Linked DNA regions of Homo sapiens: region 2 is linked to region 1. A link is an interaction called in ENCODE POLR2A ChIA-PET data of the cell type or tissue named here. Cell type or tissue: OCI-LY7. All regions are shown on one strand. Each heading gives the region's core, and the rest is flanking DNA. Links, peaks and the distances in the headings are about the cores only.

Region 1 (8,329 bases), core at 172-8,171:
ACAAAAATTAGCCAGGTGTGGTGGCAGGTGCTGTAATTCCAGCTACTTGGGAGGCTGAGACAGAAGAATCACCTGAACCTGGGAGCTGTAGGTTTCGGTGAGCTGAGAATATGCCACTGCACTCCAGCCTGGGTGAGTCTTTAGAGTATACTATATAGATATTTAAAGCAGCGTTTCAAGAAGTTTTTATGATTAGAGAAATTTATGTGTTATAATAAAGTAAGAAAAAAAACAGCAAACAAAATTGTACACATGGGATTGTTGTTAAAGCATTAAAAGAATGAAGGCCAACAACAGCTGTCATTTACGTGACTGGTGGGATTACTGAAGCTTTCCCACTCTTTTTTCCTTTTAAAAAATATTTGAGGCCGGGGCCGGGCGCCGTGGCTTACGCCTGTAATCCCAGCACTCTGGGAGGCCAAGGTGAGCGGATCACCTGAGGTCGGGAGTTTGAGACCAGCCTGACCAACATGGAGAAACCCCCGTCTCTACTCAAAATACAAAATTAGCTGGGCATGGTGGTGCATGCCTGTAATCCCAGCTACTGTGGAGACTGAGGCAGGAGAATCGCTTGAACCCTGGAGGTGGAGGTTGCAGTGAGCTGAGATGATGCCATTGCACTCCAGCCTGGACAATAAGAGCGAAACTCCATCTCAAAAAAAAACTCGAGCTCAAGAGTTCAAGACTAGCTTGGGCAACATAGTGAAACCCCCATCTCTACTAAAAATACAAAAATTAGCCAGGCGTGATGGCATGCACCTGTAGTCTCAGCTACTTGGGAGGCTGAGGTTGGGAGGATCACCTGAGCCCAGGAGGCGGCAGTTGCAGTGAGCCAAGATCTGCACTCCAGCCTGGATGTCAGAGCAATACCCTGTCTCTCACACACACAGACACAAACAAACAAACAAACAAAAAGTTATTAACATATGCAGTCAATAGAAATTGAGCAAGTCACCTGGCTTGCAAAGATTTGTCCAATAATCATCCTCTACTGCCCCCACAAATTTCTAATAATGGGCACCACTCCCTTGAATACAGGGGCACCTATATGATCTGGGCTGGACCAAATGGAGTTTCTCCTGGAACCTTGCAGATGCTCCCGTTGCTGGCAAAGATAAGGAGGCCAAGCTGCATAGCAAAAGCTGATTTGCAGGTGAAGTGAATGAACCAACACAGAAGCAGAATTGAGAAATGAGGAGGGCAAGATCTGAGAACATCGGAGTCCCTGAAGCCAATCTTGGTTGGGTTCTATGAGCCTATACATATTCCTCTTTTGGCTTAAGCTATTTTAAGGTGAGTCAGTTGCTTGAAATGAAAAGAGCTTGCCTAATGCAACATATTTTTCTAAACTTGTAGCCATGAGTTAAATCATCTAGATACTGTATTGTTGCCAGAAAAATGGGTCTTGATCCAGACCCCAAGAGAGGGTTCTTAGATCTTGTGTAGGAAGGAATTCAAAGTGAGTTCACAGAGTGCAGTGAGAAGAGATAGTTTATTGAAAGCTACTGTCGGCTGGGAGCGGTGGCTCATGCCTGTGATCCCAGCACTTTGGGAGGCTGAGGCAGGTGGATCATCTGAGGTCAGAAGTTCGAGACCAGCCTGACCAATATGGTGAAACCCTGTTTCTACTAAAAAATACAAAAATTAGCCGGGCGTGGTGGCATGCGCCTATAGTCCCAGCTACTTGGGAGGCTGAGACAGGAGAATTGGTTGAACCCAGGAGGCAGAGGTTGAAGTGAGCTGAGATTGTGCCACTGTACTCCAGCCTGGTGACAGAGCGAGCCTCCATCTCAAAAGAAAAAGAAAGCTACTGTTACAGACTAGAACATCCTCAGAAGGCAAGAGGAGGAACACCTCATCTTTAAGTTTTTCTTATATAGAGGTCTTGTCTACATAAAAGCTAGGCTAAGATGTGTCTACATGAGAGTAGGTTGCAGCATCACAAAATTTATTATTCTGTTGATTTAAAGAAAGCTGTCCTTGACATTCTAGTGTGTAAGTACCTCAAAGTATAACTATAATTATATTTTGGGTTTTTTTTTTTTTTTTTTTTTTTGGGGGACAGGGTCTCATTCTCTCACCCAGCCTGGGAATGCAGTGGCACAATCTCAGCTCGCTGCAACCTTCACCTCCTGGGCTCAAGTGATCCTCCCACCTCAGCCTCCTGAGTAGCTGGGACCACAGGTGCACACCACCATGCCTGGCTAATTTTTGTTTACTTTCGTAGATGGGGTCTCGCTATGTTGCCCAGGCTAGTCTCAAACTCTTGGGCTCAAGGAATGCTCCCGCCTTGGCCTCCCAAAATGCTGGGATTACAGGCATGAGCCACTGCATCTGGCCATTATAATTATCTTGAAAGCATATATTGTTATGGGTATTGAGACATCTGGACTTCTAGTTGTTGTAGGAGTATGTCGTTGCAGGTATCTTTAAGCTGTTTCCTCAACTGTAAACAGCTTGTGATCATGGGTCGTGAGTGGCAAGGAATGTGCCTTGGCTAGTTTTAAGATGGAGTTTAGGCCAGGCACGGTGGCTCACGCCTGTAATCCCAGCATTTTGGAAGGCCAAGGTGGGTGGATCACCTGAGGTCAGGGGTTCAAGACCAGACTGGCCAACATGGTGAAACCTCATTGCTACTAAAACTACAAAAATTAGCCAGGCATGGTGGCATATGCCTGTAATCCCAGCTACTCAGGAGGCAGGAGAATCGCTTGAACCCGGGAGGCAGAGGTTACAGTGAGCTGAGATCGTGCCACTGCACTCCAGATTGTGCCACTGTACTCTGGGTGACAGAGTGAGACTCTGTCTCAATTAAAAAAAAAAAAAAAGATGGAATTGATTTTAAAATGATGTCACTCTGATTCTCCTTCCCTAACAGCATGACTGAGGATTGCAAAGATCTGAGGGTCTCCAGGTTCATTCCTTGGTTGAGGTTTCTGCTGTGTCAAGAATGGCATGTGATAGCAGCAGACCCCGCAGCGTCTCTTCCTGGCCTGCCTCACTTTCCTCGTTATATGTACTTATAGCATTAATTTTCTAGTGGCTTACTTGGTGCAAAGCACCAGGCACAGCAGTTCCAGAAAGAATTTTACTGCTAGACCTTGACTTCCATTGAACAGGATTAGACATCCCATAGTTCCACTAACAATTAAAGAGACCTATGCAGCCAGGTGATTTGGACAATAAAATGTGCAGTTTTTTTTCCTGTTTGTCACACACTATTGCTACGAGTATCGAACAACCCATTCTTGGGGAGTGAAAATGGAGATAAAAGCTCATGAGGCAGGCCAGGCACGGTGGCTCATGCCTGTAATCCCAGCACTTCGGGAGGCCAAGGTGGGCGGATCACGAGGTCAGGAGTTCGAGACCAGCCTGACCAATGTGGTGAAACCCCATCTCTACTAAAAATGCAAAAATTAGCTGGGCATGATGGTGCATGCCTGTAATCCCAGCTACTCAGGAGGCAAAGGCAGGAGAATCACTTGAACCGAGGAGGTGGAGGTTGCAGTGAGCCGAGATCACACCACTGCACTCCAGCCTGGGTGACAAAGTGAGACTCCATCTAAAAAAAAAACCCATAAGGAGTCTTAAATTTGTATTTGAAATTGGGAAAAAGTTGTATTTCAAGGCTCCTCAGTCTTTATTATTATTATTATTATTTGGAGATAGGGCCTCACTCTGTCACTCAGACTGGAGTGCAGTGGCACAATCACGGCTCACTGTAGCCTCGAACTCCTAGGCTCAAGCTATCCTCCTGCCTCAGCCTCCAGAGTAGCTAGGACTACAGGCATGCACCACTATGTCTAGCTAATTTTAAAATTTTTTGTAGAGATGGGGTCTTGCTGTGTTGCCCCGGCTGGCCTCACACTCCTAGGCTCAAACAATCCTCCTGCCTCGGCCTCCCAAAGTGCTGGGATTACAGGCATGAGCCACCACACGCAGCCTTAAGCTTCCTCGTTAAAAGATGGAGCAAAATACTGAAGCTGGGGAAGACAGAGGACCTGGCTCCACCACATGCTTCCCAATTAGATTCCTGGCTTCGACACTGAAGGGACCAGAGCATACAGGGAAATGGCACTTACGTTTACTTTGCTGATTCAATTTTTTGGTTCATTTTTTTCAATCAACATTTTTTTAAAATTTTTATTTTTATTTTTTGAGACAGAGTCTCACTCTGTTGCCCAGGCTAGAGTGCAGTGGCACGATCTCGGCTCACTGCAACCTCCACCTCCCGGGTTCAAGCCATCTTCACACCTCATCCTCCCAACTAGCTGGGACTACAGGCTTCTGTCACCATGCTTAGCTAATTTTTGTTTGTTTGTAGAAACGGGATTGTTGTCTAGGCTGGTCTCAAAGTCCTGAGCTCAAGCCATCTGCCCACCTTGGCCTCCCAAAGTGCTGGGATTGCAGGTGTGAGCCACCATGTGCAGCAACATTTACTTTAAGGACTTGCACTGTGCTAGTCCTTGCACCCTCATGTCTCCTGCGCCATCCTCCTGCTCCCAGTGTTCTGGTGCTGTCTCCTCTGTGCCCAGGCCTCTGTGCCTGAGACTTGGGCAATGTCAACCCCAGGTCCCCTTCTTTCTCCTGGTACCTGAATGCTGAGCAGTTACTAGCTAGTGCTAGACACAGATACAAATACAAACAAGATAATCCTTCTTCCTTCTCCATTGTACACAGTGTAGTGGAGGTATTAGGCAGAAACAACTAACCATATACAATAAAATAATGTCCTTTTGTGGCAAGCATAGGTCACTATGGGGACCAAATGGTAAGCAATGAATCCACGGGATAAAGAGCTGGGTATTGCTGTTCGCAGGAGAGGCGACACCTCATCTAGGGCTTGAAAGATGGATAAGAGTTTGCTAAGTGGATGAGGCAGAAGGGTTTCCTAGGTAGCGGGATCCATCATCATGAACAAGGCCCAGAGGAATGCAGCTGTGCAGGTTATTAGGGTGGCAAGAGCATAGTGTGTTTCACTGCCAGTGAAGCCAGTTTCACTGCCAGATTCATGTTTTCCATTGCTGGGTTTCAATTCTGCAATAAGCAAACTTCTGAAAAATATGAATTTCTGTTTATTCTTGTTCAGACCAAAGCTGAAAATATTGATGAATGAGCAAATGAAAGGAATGTATATAAGAGAGCTTAGGCTTTTTCCATCAAGGAATGAGTCACAACAACCCTGGGAAGAAAAGAAGAGAAGGACTTGTGTCACCATTGCAATGCTGTCCTCTTCGGAGCCCCATCTTCTTCTGGCAAGGGCCCAGAGCAGCTGCTCTTGCTGCAACACCAGCTCTGCCGTCTGCTCCTTCAGCAGGCTTGATCTAGGCACTGTCCCTCATGTCCCCTGCACCATCCCCCTGTCTCCAGTGTTCCTGGTGCTGCCTCCTCTGTGCCCAGGCCCTTGTGCCTGAGTCTTGAGCATTACCACCCACAGGTCCCCTTGGGTCCCTTCCTATCTCTTGGTTCCCGAATGCTGAGTGGCCCCAGCAGAGACAGAGCTGGAGGCTGGTGGTGGAGGGCAGAGCTGTACTTCGGAGCTGAGCATTTCTTCCCCTTTGGCAGAGCAGCTGCTTCTCTATCTTTCTTACTCTTTGGTGTCCAGACAGCACCAGGAAGAATCTAGCTCCCTCCCCGACAGGAAGTAGTATGCATATTTCCTGCTGAGCCCCAAGAGTGTTGCTGGTGTGAGGTTGACTGGAGGACTTTCCCACAGGCTGGGTTTGCGGTTTAATGTGAAAGCTGAAACTAGAGGAGGAGATGCTAACCAAAGTGGCCAGAAGGTGAATAAGAGCTCAAACCTTAGGGAGCAGCAAGGGCCAGTGCAGATGTCAAATTCAATTGCAAGCCAGAGGCAGAAGGCTTGGATCCCGGCTTGCACCTGGAGTGAGTGGGAAGGGCCTGGGACAATCACTGCCCACTCTCAGCTGCCCACTTGTCAGTTGCATGCAGTTGGTCTGTCACACAGGCTCATGCATGACCACATACACACACGCACACACACACACACACACACACACATTGGCTCACACATCTAGGGGGGCAGAAAATACCCTCACCCGGGGAGGGACCCAGACCCACGTGGGGAGTCTGCAACACAAATGCCCCTTCCCCTCACCTATTCTTCTGCACTAGGTTTTTTTGTTTGTTTGCTTGTTTTTTGGTTTTTGGTTTTTTTTTTTTTTTTTTGAGACAGGGTTCTACTCTGGTCACCCAGGCTGGAGTGCAGTGGTGCGGTCCTGACTCACTGCAACCTCTGCCTCCTGGGTTCAAGCGATTCTCCTGCCTCAGCCTCCTGAATAGCTGGGATTACCGGAGTTACTGTGCCCGGCTAATTTTAGTATTTTTGTAGAGATGAGGTTTTGCCATAGTGGCCAGGCTGATCTTGAACTCCTGGGCTCAAGAGATCCGCCTGCCTTGGCCTCCCAAAGTGCTGGGATTACAGGCGTGAGCCACCACTCCCGGCTGCACCAGATCTTAGAAGGAAACCCTTCCTCAACCTCCAGTCTTCTTACGGAGCACGTGCAGATTTACATCTGTAGATGTTTCCCTTCCAGAAGACTTCAAGGCTCTCCCTTTGGGCATAATAAGAAAAGAGATCAACTCAGAGGGAGCAAACACAGAGGGAGGGTTTGGGTAGACACTTTTGCAAGCAGCCTGGGAGAGGGGCTGAGGCCTTGGAAGCCAGGAGACAGAGGACAGCCCAGGGGCCTGAGGGACTGACAGAGCAAGGAGAGAGGTCTCAGCCATGTTCTTACGTGTTTTGGCACATGACCTCATTATCATGGGCAACGTACTAAGGCTATTTGACTGTGTTGTGGGAAAGAATTGAAAAACACTTAGCGGCTGGGCATGATGGCTCACCCCTGTAATCCCAGCACTTTGGGAGGCCAAGGCAGGGAGATGGCTTGAGTGTAGGAGTTTGAGACCAGCCTGGGAAACATGGCGAAACCCCATTTCTACTAAAAATACAGAAATTAGCTGGATGTGGTGGCGTATTCCTGCAATCCCAGCTACTCGGAAGGCTGAGGCAGGAGTATCGCTTGAATCCAGGAGGTGAAGGTTGCAGTGAGCCAACATCGTGCCACTGCACTCCAGCCTGGGTGATAGAGTGAGATTCTGTCTCAAGAAAAAAAGAAAAAAAAAATTACTTAGCAATGATGTAGTAATCCCCACTAGGGTGGCTGCCCATATTCTAATTCTAATATTCTAATTGCAGTCCAAATTCTAATATTCTTTTTCTTTTCTTTTCTTTTCTTTTTTTTTTTATTTTGAGACAGAGTTTCGCTCTTGTTGCCCTGGAGGGCAGTGGCGCGATCTTAGCTCACTGCAACCTCCGTCTCCCGGGTTCAAGCGAATCTCCTGCCTCAGCTTCCTGAGTAGCTGGGATTATAGGCGCCTGCCACCACGACCAGCTAATTTTTTGTATTTTTTAGTAGAGACGGGTTTTCACTATGTTGGCCAGGCTGGTCTTGAACTCCTGACCTCAGACGATCCACCCGCCTCGGCCTCCTAAAGTGCTGAGATTACAGGCGTGAGCCACCGTGCCCGGCCCCAAATTCTAATATTCTTACACATCCTTCTACCCTGGAAATTGTCCTTGTTACATAGGGTGAGTGCCCAATGACCAGGTCTGTACTATATGACCCTGTCCCCATGGCATATAGCTAATTGGTCCAGTGGCAGACTTGAATCAAGAGGTCTCATCAGATCTCTTCACAGCCCAACCACCAATAGTTTGGGGGTCTCCCTCTGAGCCAAGCCAGGCCAAAGTCCCTTCGCAGAGCAGAGTGAGAATAGACCAGTCCCTCTCTGCCAGTGGCAGGTGGGATGTGAATGAGGCCAGGGAGCTAATGGCACCCAGTCACACTGAGGAGTTCAGGCAATGGTGGGGAAAGCTGAAGGCAGCATGCAGAGGAAACCAGAGAACTGAATCCTTGGTTCCATTCGTATCTGACCAAGGCCCCAAATCAGAGTTTCCCTTGTATTCTTCTGGTTTAGTTGCTACTTGAAACACTCAATTATCCTTCCAACCAGCTTCAACCCCCGCTTTTCCTTCTTGAAGTAGTTGGTTAGGTTTTTGTTTCTTGCACCACACACCAAGAAAACAGATGACAAACTGAGTAGGTTAAATTAATGTTATCCAAAACTTTGTTCATCCTGAGACCTCAGATTACCTTGCATCCCTCAATCACAGTGGCACCCAGGAGGCACTGTGTCAATAGGGACTGCTTTTCCCCTAGCCAGTTTTGGAAGCTCCATTACCAGAGCTGGTGTCTCACTTTCTAGAAAATTCTCAGTCCATTTACATAAGACCTGGAACTGCCTG
Region 2 (8,329 bases), core at 324-8,323, 70 kb before region 1:
AGCATAGCCATCACTTAGTAACCACAGAAACCAGACCTCTGACCTTAGTAGCAACATCCAATGGCACCCAGATTGCAGTTCAGGTGAGTACCAAGGCATACTGTCCTCAGTCGACAGCAGTGCTGCTCATAGCTTTCAACTTTGTACACTGTGCTTCGTGTATAACCTTTACAGGAGGCAAGGTGTAGAATAATCTCTATCACCTAGCCTACTTTAAGGAAATCGGTGTATTTGAGGTGGACTCAAAAAGACCAGCACTTTGTTCTCTACCCATCTTTGCATATTCTAGGGGAATTTATAGCAAGAAAAAAAACCTTCAGGTATATATCCCTGTGTGCACCCACCCAGGCATCTTTACTCTCAAAATAAAAGTCTAATTAGGCAGGGGTCTGTAAAGCACTTAAGAGCTACTCCTTAGAGAAAAACCTAGTGGAAACACAAATCCTAAATAAGTCCTCTGAGAATCCTTGCACAGCCCCCATTTTAAAGTGGGGAATGTCAGAAGACTTAGAAGGAATCATTCTCTGGGAAGCAGAGAATTTAGAATCTTAGGTGCAGCCGGGCATGGTGGCTCATCCCTATAATCCTAGCACTTTGGGAGGCTGAGACAGGTAGGTAGCTTGAGCTTAGGAATTAGAGACCAGCCTGGGCAACATGGTGAAAACCATCACTACAAAAAACACAAAAATTAGCTGGGTGTGGTGACGGCTGCCTGTAGTGCCCAGCTACTTGGGGGGTGCTGAGGCAGGAGGATTACTTGTACCCAGGAGATTTGAGGCTGCAGTGAGCCAAGATTGTGCCACTGCACTCCCGCCTGGGTAACAAATGAGACCCCATCTCAAAAAATAAGAGACCAGCCCAGGCAACATGACGAAACCCCATCTCTACAAAAATACAAAAATTAGCCAGGTGTGGTGGTGTGCACCTGTAGTCCCAGCTACTCAGGTGGCTGAGGTGGAAGGATCACTTGAGCAAGGGAGGTTGAGGCTGCAGTGAGCCAAGATCGCACCACTGTACTCCAGCCTGGGCAACAGAGCGAGACCCTGTCTCAAAAAAAAAATTAGAATGTAAAGTAAAATAGAATCCTAGGGGCTAGGTGCAGATTACCTGTCCTTAGGGAGATTTTTTTTCCGCCCACGTGTTTACTTGATAAAGAGTTAGAACACACTCCAGGAAATGTCAGCTGTTGGCTTTATGTAGTTTATGGGTATAGAAGCTAAAGGCTCAAGAAGCTCTCTTTTGTTGGCTGAGGTAAGCATCTTTTGTCTCTTGCATGTATGAATTTTTTTTTTTTTTAGTTTTTATTTATGTAAAAATAAATAGAGATGGGGTCTCACTATGTTGCTCAGGCTGGTCTTGAACTCCTGGGCTCAAGTGATCCTCCTGCCTCAGCCTCCCAAAGTGCTACGATTATAGTCATGAGCCACCATGGCCAGACTGTATGAAGATTTTATCAAAATCCCAAGTAAATTGCAGGCCAGGCACGGCAGGCTGGGAGTACAGGTGCACGCTGCCATGCGCAGCTAATTTTTGTTTTTTGAGACGGAGTCTCGCTCTGTCACCCAGGCTGGAGTGCAGTGGCACCATCTTGGCTCACTGCAAGCTCCGCCTCCTGGGTTCATGCCATTCTCCTCCCTCAGCCTCCCCAGTAGCTGGGACTACAGGCACCCATCACCACGCCCAGCAATTTTTTTTTTGTATTTTTTAGTAGAAATGAAATGGGGTTTCACTGTGTTAGCCAGGATGGTCTCAATCTCCTGACCTCGTGATCTGCCCGCCTCGGCCTCCCGAAGTGCTGAGATTACAGGCGTGAGCCACCGCGCCCAGCCAATTTTTGTATTTTTTTAGTAGAGATGGGGCGTTTTGCCATGTTGCTCAGGCTGGTCTCGAACTCCTGGGCTCAAGCAATCTGCCTGCCTCCACCTCCCAAAGTGTTGGGATTACAGGCATGGGCCACCATGCCCCGCTGAGACCTCATCATATCACCAGGCCTGGCTGCACATAGGATTTGAAATTCAAAAAAGAAAAAGAAATTGCATTGCATTATTCTCCCCTGCAGGAAATTGTTTTGTTCTCTTAATGTTTGAGTTAGCAGTAGTATTTTAACAATCCCAAGTGTCAGAATTACAGAGAGAAGTTTCACTTCTGGCATATAACATTTCTTTGGCATTTTCTTGACTGTGGCTTTTGAATTGTTAGCGTTTGATGTGTGTGTTCCTGTTTCAGCTTGGAGAACAGCCATCTCTGGAAGAAGCCATCAGAATAGCGTCTAGAATCCAACAAGGAGAAACGCCAGGGTTGGATGATTAATCCTCAGAACAATGGAGCAATAAAGCAGAAGGAGTCTTTCATCTTCTGGCAGCAGAAATCCATGAAGCCCGGGCCCAGGAAAATTAGAAGTTTTCCATTCCTGATACACTGTACACATTTTTATGCGAGAGTGGAGAACATTTTATTCTTGACACTTTTGTGTATATAACCCTTGGAATAGATTCTCAGAGTGATTCATTGTGTACAAGGAAGTATGAAATTAGGGCAATACAGTAAATTTTCATGTTACTCTTTTATCAGATCACAAACTCCTAGAGTCTACATGCAAGACTAGTAAAGTCTTATGGAGTCTTATGATGGATTTTTAACTTCCCGTGGAAAAAAAAATAAAGGCTGTATCTAAAATATCAAAGGTTCTATATGTCACACAATCGTAATTCCAAAAGCCATTATGGATAATAAAGGGTGTAAAGCCTTCAGATATTTCCCCAGTTAGTAGAGTGTCTGCGGTTTTTGTTCTACTATATGCTTGTCCATTTTTATTTGTATCTCATGGTTTGCAGACTGTTTGAATAATTTATAGTTTCCCATCCCTGTTAAAAACCAGCTCTTCAAGCTGAAATGCTAATTATATTGGCATTACATTGAATTATGTACAAAATTATAAAATTTGGTTATTTAAAATTAAAAAGTTAAATCCAGTGGTTTTGTTAAAGATTTTGCTTAGTATTCAATTTTTATTACTGTTTTTTAAAAATAATGAATCATCAAAGTTTAACCACAGGCTGGTGCCCGGGATAACAGTACTGTAATTGGAAATGGCTTTACTCTGAAAATTAGGTTAGTGGGTTGGTGTAAATTATTTATTTTTGCTTATGTACTTTTGTTTTAAAGCTTATTTACCCCAAAGTTTATTATTAATTTTGAATACAGCAATTTTTAAAATGTTACTTTTATATTTATTTATTTATCATATTGGTGGGGGGTTGGGGGGAAATGGTGCAGAAAATATCGCAAATGTAATGGAATGTAACCTAATACACATATTGAAAGGATGTTGTTTATCAAGTACAGAGTAAGTGCTTTTCCATATATTTTTATATATTCACAACAATTTTGTGAGACATATGGGATTTACTACCTCCGTTTTTTACATGAGGAAACCAAGAGTCCAGGAGGGAGGCTGACTGTCGTACCAGCCCTCACAGCTATGGAGAGGCAGGACCAAGACGAGAACCCAGACTTTCTGGCTCCAAGTCTAGTGTGTTTTCACTGCACCACAGTTACCTCCTCAAATGCTCATTTGTGGCAGAGATTATCAAGATGAACTTTGGTGATTTCTGATTGCCTAATGAATTGAGCAGTATAAAAACCATTTTCTAATGCTGGAAAATCAGCGTTCACCAAGGTCAAAAAAAAAAAAAAAAAGATGGTGTGTTCCGCAGCAGCCCCTCCTGCACTGTAGTTCAGCGAGCTTTATTTGCAGAGAGCTGAAATGTGGCTTTTTCATTTCAAGCTTTACAGTAGAAAGGGGAAAACGTTGTGCTGTTTGATTTTACATAAATGTTATCTTTGATCAGGTTCTATGATCTTGCTAAAAAGGATGGTGACTTACTTGAAATCGGAAGCCCTTCAGGGTTGGGCAGAACTTTTCCTGCAGAACCCTTTACAGATGCATAACATTAGCAAAAGCCCTAGTCAACCACCGATCGAGTCTTCATTCTTGACAGAGACACAGACCCACACAGAACTCCCCCCGGAAGCCCACTGAGGCTCAGAAAGGGGCTGTTGGGCGGGGTAGAAGACCAGAATCTGCAAAATCGCAGGCAGGGTGGCGCCCAGCCTCCCAGTGCTGGTCCTGGCTGCTGGCCAGGAGCTCCTCCCCACTGGGCCCAGCCAGGCTGCTGTACTTCCCAGGACCAAAAACCAAGCTGTCAGCCTCCCATGGCCCCTTAGATCTGACTTTGCTCAAATTCCAGGGTGTTTCTCTTTACTCCCAGCACCTTTGCCAGTTGGATTGGGCAGGGCTTAACCTGGACTGTTTTGGTTAGCCTGATTATCCCTCAGCTCAAAAGAAAATGACCTCTGGCACCCAGAGAAAAGGGCCTAGGGTCGCTGCTAGTTTAACCTGACCTGCCTTCTTGGGAATGGGGCCTCAGGAGCCTGGCAAGGTGGCCTGTTTCCTCCAGGGGAAGGGTGCAGTTGGTGTGCTGACAATTGCTAGGAAAGCTGCTATAGGGTCTCTTCACAGTGCAGGACATGGAAACGTCCAAGGTTGAAAAATCCCAAAAAGACACTTGAAATAAGAGTAAACGCTAGCAAACAGAACCAGGTGGGGCATAACCCTCTGGAATTTGATCCAGACAGTGCTCAAGGAAAACCTCTCCGTCCAAAAAAACCACCCTGCTTTGCCCCAGACAAAGCTTGAGGCCACTACAAAGAAAATGTGCCCTAGTCTGAACTCAAAAGAACTTAGAGTTAAGGGAGGGACGAGGCTTTCTTAATTCTCTAGAGGTGACAGCTGCCCAGAGAGCCAGATCTCTCCTTCCCCTCCTACCCACCCCCAGGCCTTCAGGGCAAACTAACTTTGTACAGTGTCTCTTGCTTGCTGCTTGCCTTCCCGTGTGACAGCCCTGGGGCTAGGTAAGCAACTTGGGAAACTGTGGTCTCAGTGCTGAAACTGACTGGACTCCATTTATCAACCCAAGGAGTTTACCGTCCAGTATTTCCTGGCTCAGATAAGATTATAGACTAGTCAACTATTGGTAGACCTCAGCAGCGAGCGAGGAGTGGGATGTGAAAAAGAAGGGGGCAGAGCTGAAGTCTAGTGTCGAAGAGGAAAAGGGAGCGTGTTGGAAGGGGAGAAAAGCTGCCTCAGCCTCCTGCATGATAAGCACTTTCTGTACCTAGGTTTCCTTCAGGGATGACGCTTTCAAGGAATACTCCAGCCAAATACTCCCCTTCTGCCTGAGGGACAGGACACGCCTGCATGGGCATGTGATCAGTACAGTTTGAACAAGAAAGTGCACTCAGAAGGGCCCTGGATTTGGGGTTTAATGGACTGTGGTTGCAGTCTTGAAATTCTTTTTGTTTATTTATTTTTGAGACAGGGTCTCGCTCTGTCACCTAGGCTTGAGTGCAGTGGCGTGGTCAGGGCTCACTGCAACCTCCTCCTGGGCCCCAGCTATCCTCTCACTTCAGCCTCCCAAGTAGCTGGGACCACAGGTGCTCACCACCATGCCCAGCTAATTTTTGTATTTTTGGTAGAGATAGGGTTTCACCATGTTGACCAAGCTGTTCTCAAACTCTTGAGCTCAAGTGATCCACCTCCCAAAGTACCGGAATTACAGGCATGAACCACTGCGCCCGCCCGGCTGCGGTCTTGATGTCTATCTTTGTGTGTGTTTTGTAAATGAAGTCTCATGCATCAACAAAGCATGTGCTGGGGGCTTAGCGCCTGAGCTTACACACAGCTCCACCGGCTGCTGCCTCCCTGGAAGTGCTCTCACCACCACTGCCCCACCTGGCCTCTCCCTCCTTGCCCTCACCCTGCAACTGCTGCCACCCTCTAACCTTGGCAGGAGTCTGATCCCAGTTCAGGGAGGGTTGGGGCGTGGTGGTGGCCATCCCCACTCCAGGCTGGCAGCACCACAGTGCTCCTGGTGGACAATCAGCCTTAGTTGAGCCTTGAAAGGGGCAAGACTTTTGCCCAGCCCTTTACTGACAGTGTCCCAGTTCTGAGTTTTAAAGACACTGGTAGCCCATTTGCTGTAGGCTGAGGTGGCAGGCCTGTGGGAAGGGGAGACACCTGGAGGAAAGGGAACCTGGAACCTGTCAGACCCAACAGAGCACCTGCCCACAGGCATCTGTGAGGTCCCCTGCCCTGGAGGCTTTCTCAGCAGGCTCTGTGCCTGGAGGAATCCTCTCTTCCTCCTTCCAACTTTCCTGAGCCTGGCTTGTGTTTGTTGTGCCTTTGAACCAGCAGGAGATAACCCTTCTGGGATGAACCACAAAATTCAAATTGTATAATTTCAGTGATTCCAAATATGAGATAAATATTCTGATATTCACATTTAAAATTGGCATTGTATGATATAAAAGTGGAGGGTAAAATGCATGCCAAAATTTTTAATTTGTCGTTTTTCTTTTCTTTTTTTGAGACAGAGTCTTGCTCTGTTGCTCAGGCTGGAGTGCAATGGCGCGATCTCGGCTCACTGTAACCTCCGCCTCCTGGATTCAAGTGATTCTCCCGCTTCAGCCTCCCGAGTAAGTGGGATTACAGGTACCCGCCATCATGCCCGGCTAATTTTTGGTATTTTTGTAGAGACAGGGTTTCACTATTTGACCAGGCTGGTCTCGAACTCCTGACCTCAGGTGATCCACCTGCCTCGGCCTCCCAAAGTGCTGGGATTACATGTGTGAGCCACTGAGCCCGTCCTGTAGTTTTTCTTAGAATGACATTAAGTAGCAAATAAGCACCATGACAAGTCAAGAGAAAGACTATAAAAGAAGGAAAAAGCTTATGTCTACCATTTTGTGTATGTAATAAAATATACATAAAATATACCATTTTAACTATTTTTGAGTGTGCAGTGGTACTTAGTCAACCCTCTGTATCCATCAGTTCCACATCCCTGGGTTCCACATCCATGGAGTCAACCAACCATGGATCGAAAATATTCAGGAAAAAGGCTGGTGTGGTGGCTGACACCTGTAATCCCAGCACTTTGGGAGACCTAGGCAGGAGGATCACTTGAGGCCAGAAGTTCAAGGCCAGCCTGGGCAACATAGTGAGACCCTGTCTCTACAAAAAAAAGAAAAAATATATTCAGGGAAAAAAAGACTAAGTTCCAAAAAGCAAGCCTTGAATTTGCAAGGTACCAAGTACTATGTTGAATTCATAAGAATGATGTGTAGGCATTGTATTGGGTATTATAAGTAATCTAGAGATGAATTAAAGTATGCAGGAGGATGTGTGTAGGTTATATGCAAATACTATACCATTTATTATCAGGGACTTGAGAATCCATGGATTTTGGTGTCCTTGATGAATCCTAGAACGAATCCCCCTCCAATACTGCAGGACAACTGTACATTCACATTGTTGTGCAACCATCACCACCATCCATCTCCAGAACTTTTTCATCTCCCCAAACTGAAATTGTACCCATTAAACAATAATTCCACATCCTTCCTCATTCCAGTTCCTGACAACCACCATTTTATTTTATTTTATTTTATTTTTATTTTTTTCAGACAGGGTCTTGCTCTGTCACCCAGGCTAGAGTACAGTGGCATGATCTCGGCTAGAGTACAGTGGCATGATCTCGGCTCACTGCAACCTCCCCCTCCTGGGTTCATGCGATTCTCCTGTCTCAGCCTCCCAAGTAGCTGGGACTACAGGCACGTGCCACCATGCCCGGCTAACTTTTGTATTTTTAATAGAGACGGGGTTTTGCCATGTTGGCCAGGCTAGTCTTGAACTCCTGACCTCAAGTGATCTGCTTGCCTTGGCCTCACAAAGTGCTAGGATTACAGGCGTGAGCCACCGTGCCCAGCCACCATTCTATTTTCTGTCTCTATAAATTTGACTGTTGTAGGCGCCTCATATTATATTTGTCTTTTTGTGTCTGGCTTTATGTGTACCTTTAAAAGCAAGTTTTTCCTGTCTTTTGACCAAGAGGTTGCGTATTTTCATTTTTGCACGGAGCCGCACAGATTATGTAGCCTGTCCTGCTGAGGCGTGCGCTTCTATTAGCCCTTCTGTTTTTGCTGCAGATGTGTGACCTGTGTTTTGGGAATATATTATCTCTTGTTAGATTATGGGCTCCTTTAAGACAGCTGGGGATTTAAATTTCCCGGTAACTCCTGGAGGTCTTGCAGAGTAGCAGGGCACCTCTAGCTGTTCCCTCCAGTTCCAAACTCACGTGGCTTGAGATGTACAGAGAGATTCCTCAATTCTCCATGCAGGAGTTTCGTTTTGCTTCTAGAGCACGGCTAAACTGCAAGGACAGAAAATCTTGCTGAGAATGAAGAATGCTCAAAATTCAGGATAATT

The links. ChIA-PET counts read pairs that join two places held together with the same protein. Peaks named below come from ENCODE experiments on the same cell type or tissue, not always from the same donor. Only the 100,000 strongest peaks of a DNase experiment are listed, where the experiment ranks them.
Region 2: POLR2A ChIA-PET joins it to region 1 with 12 read pairs; 10 of 35 experiments call an interaction of 5 or more read pairs at or near these places.

Annotation. Positions count from the first base shown.
Region 1 is chr11:9,595,905-9,604,233 of GRCh38, forward strand. No RefSeq gene overlaps it. Among named protein-coding and RNA genes, the nearest start is that of WEE1, 26 kb to the left of the region's middle. RefSeq lists silencers at 557-606, 767-836 and enhancers at 1,077-1,156, 1,267-1,326, 4,711-4,790, 4,838-5,391, 5,051-5,220 and 1 more. In OCI-LY7, for the core only: no CTCF peak of the experiment used is centred there; DNase peaks (open chromatin) are centred at 737, 1,217, 4,967, 5,687 and 1 weaker place; H3K4me3 peaks cover 4,815 bases; H3K27ac peaks cover 7,949 bases.
Region 2 is chr11:9,525,304-9,533,632 of GRCh38, forward strand. ZNF143 (zinc finger protein 143) reads left to right here. Exons shown (of 16, transcript NM_003442.6): 15 at 1-83; 16 at 2,227-3,221. The coding sequence ends at 2,310. Among named protein-coding and RNA genes, the nearest start is that of WEE1, 44 kb to the right of the region's middle. RefSeq lists an enhancer at 4,353-5,079. In OCI-LY7, for the core only: no CTCF peak of the experiment used is centred there; no DNase peak of the experiment used is centred there.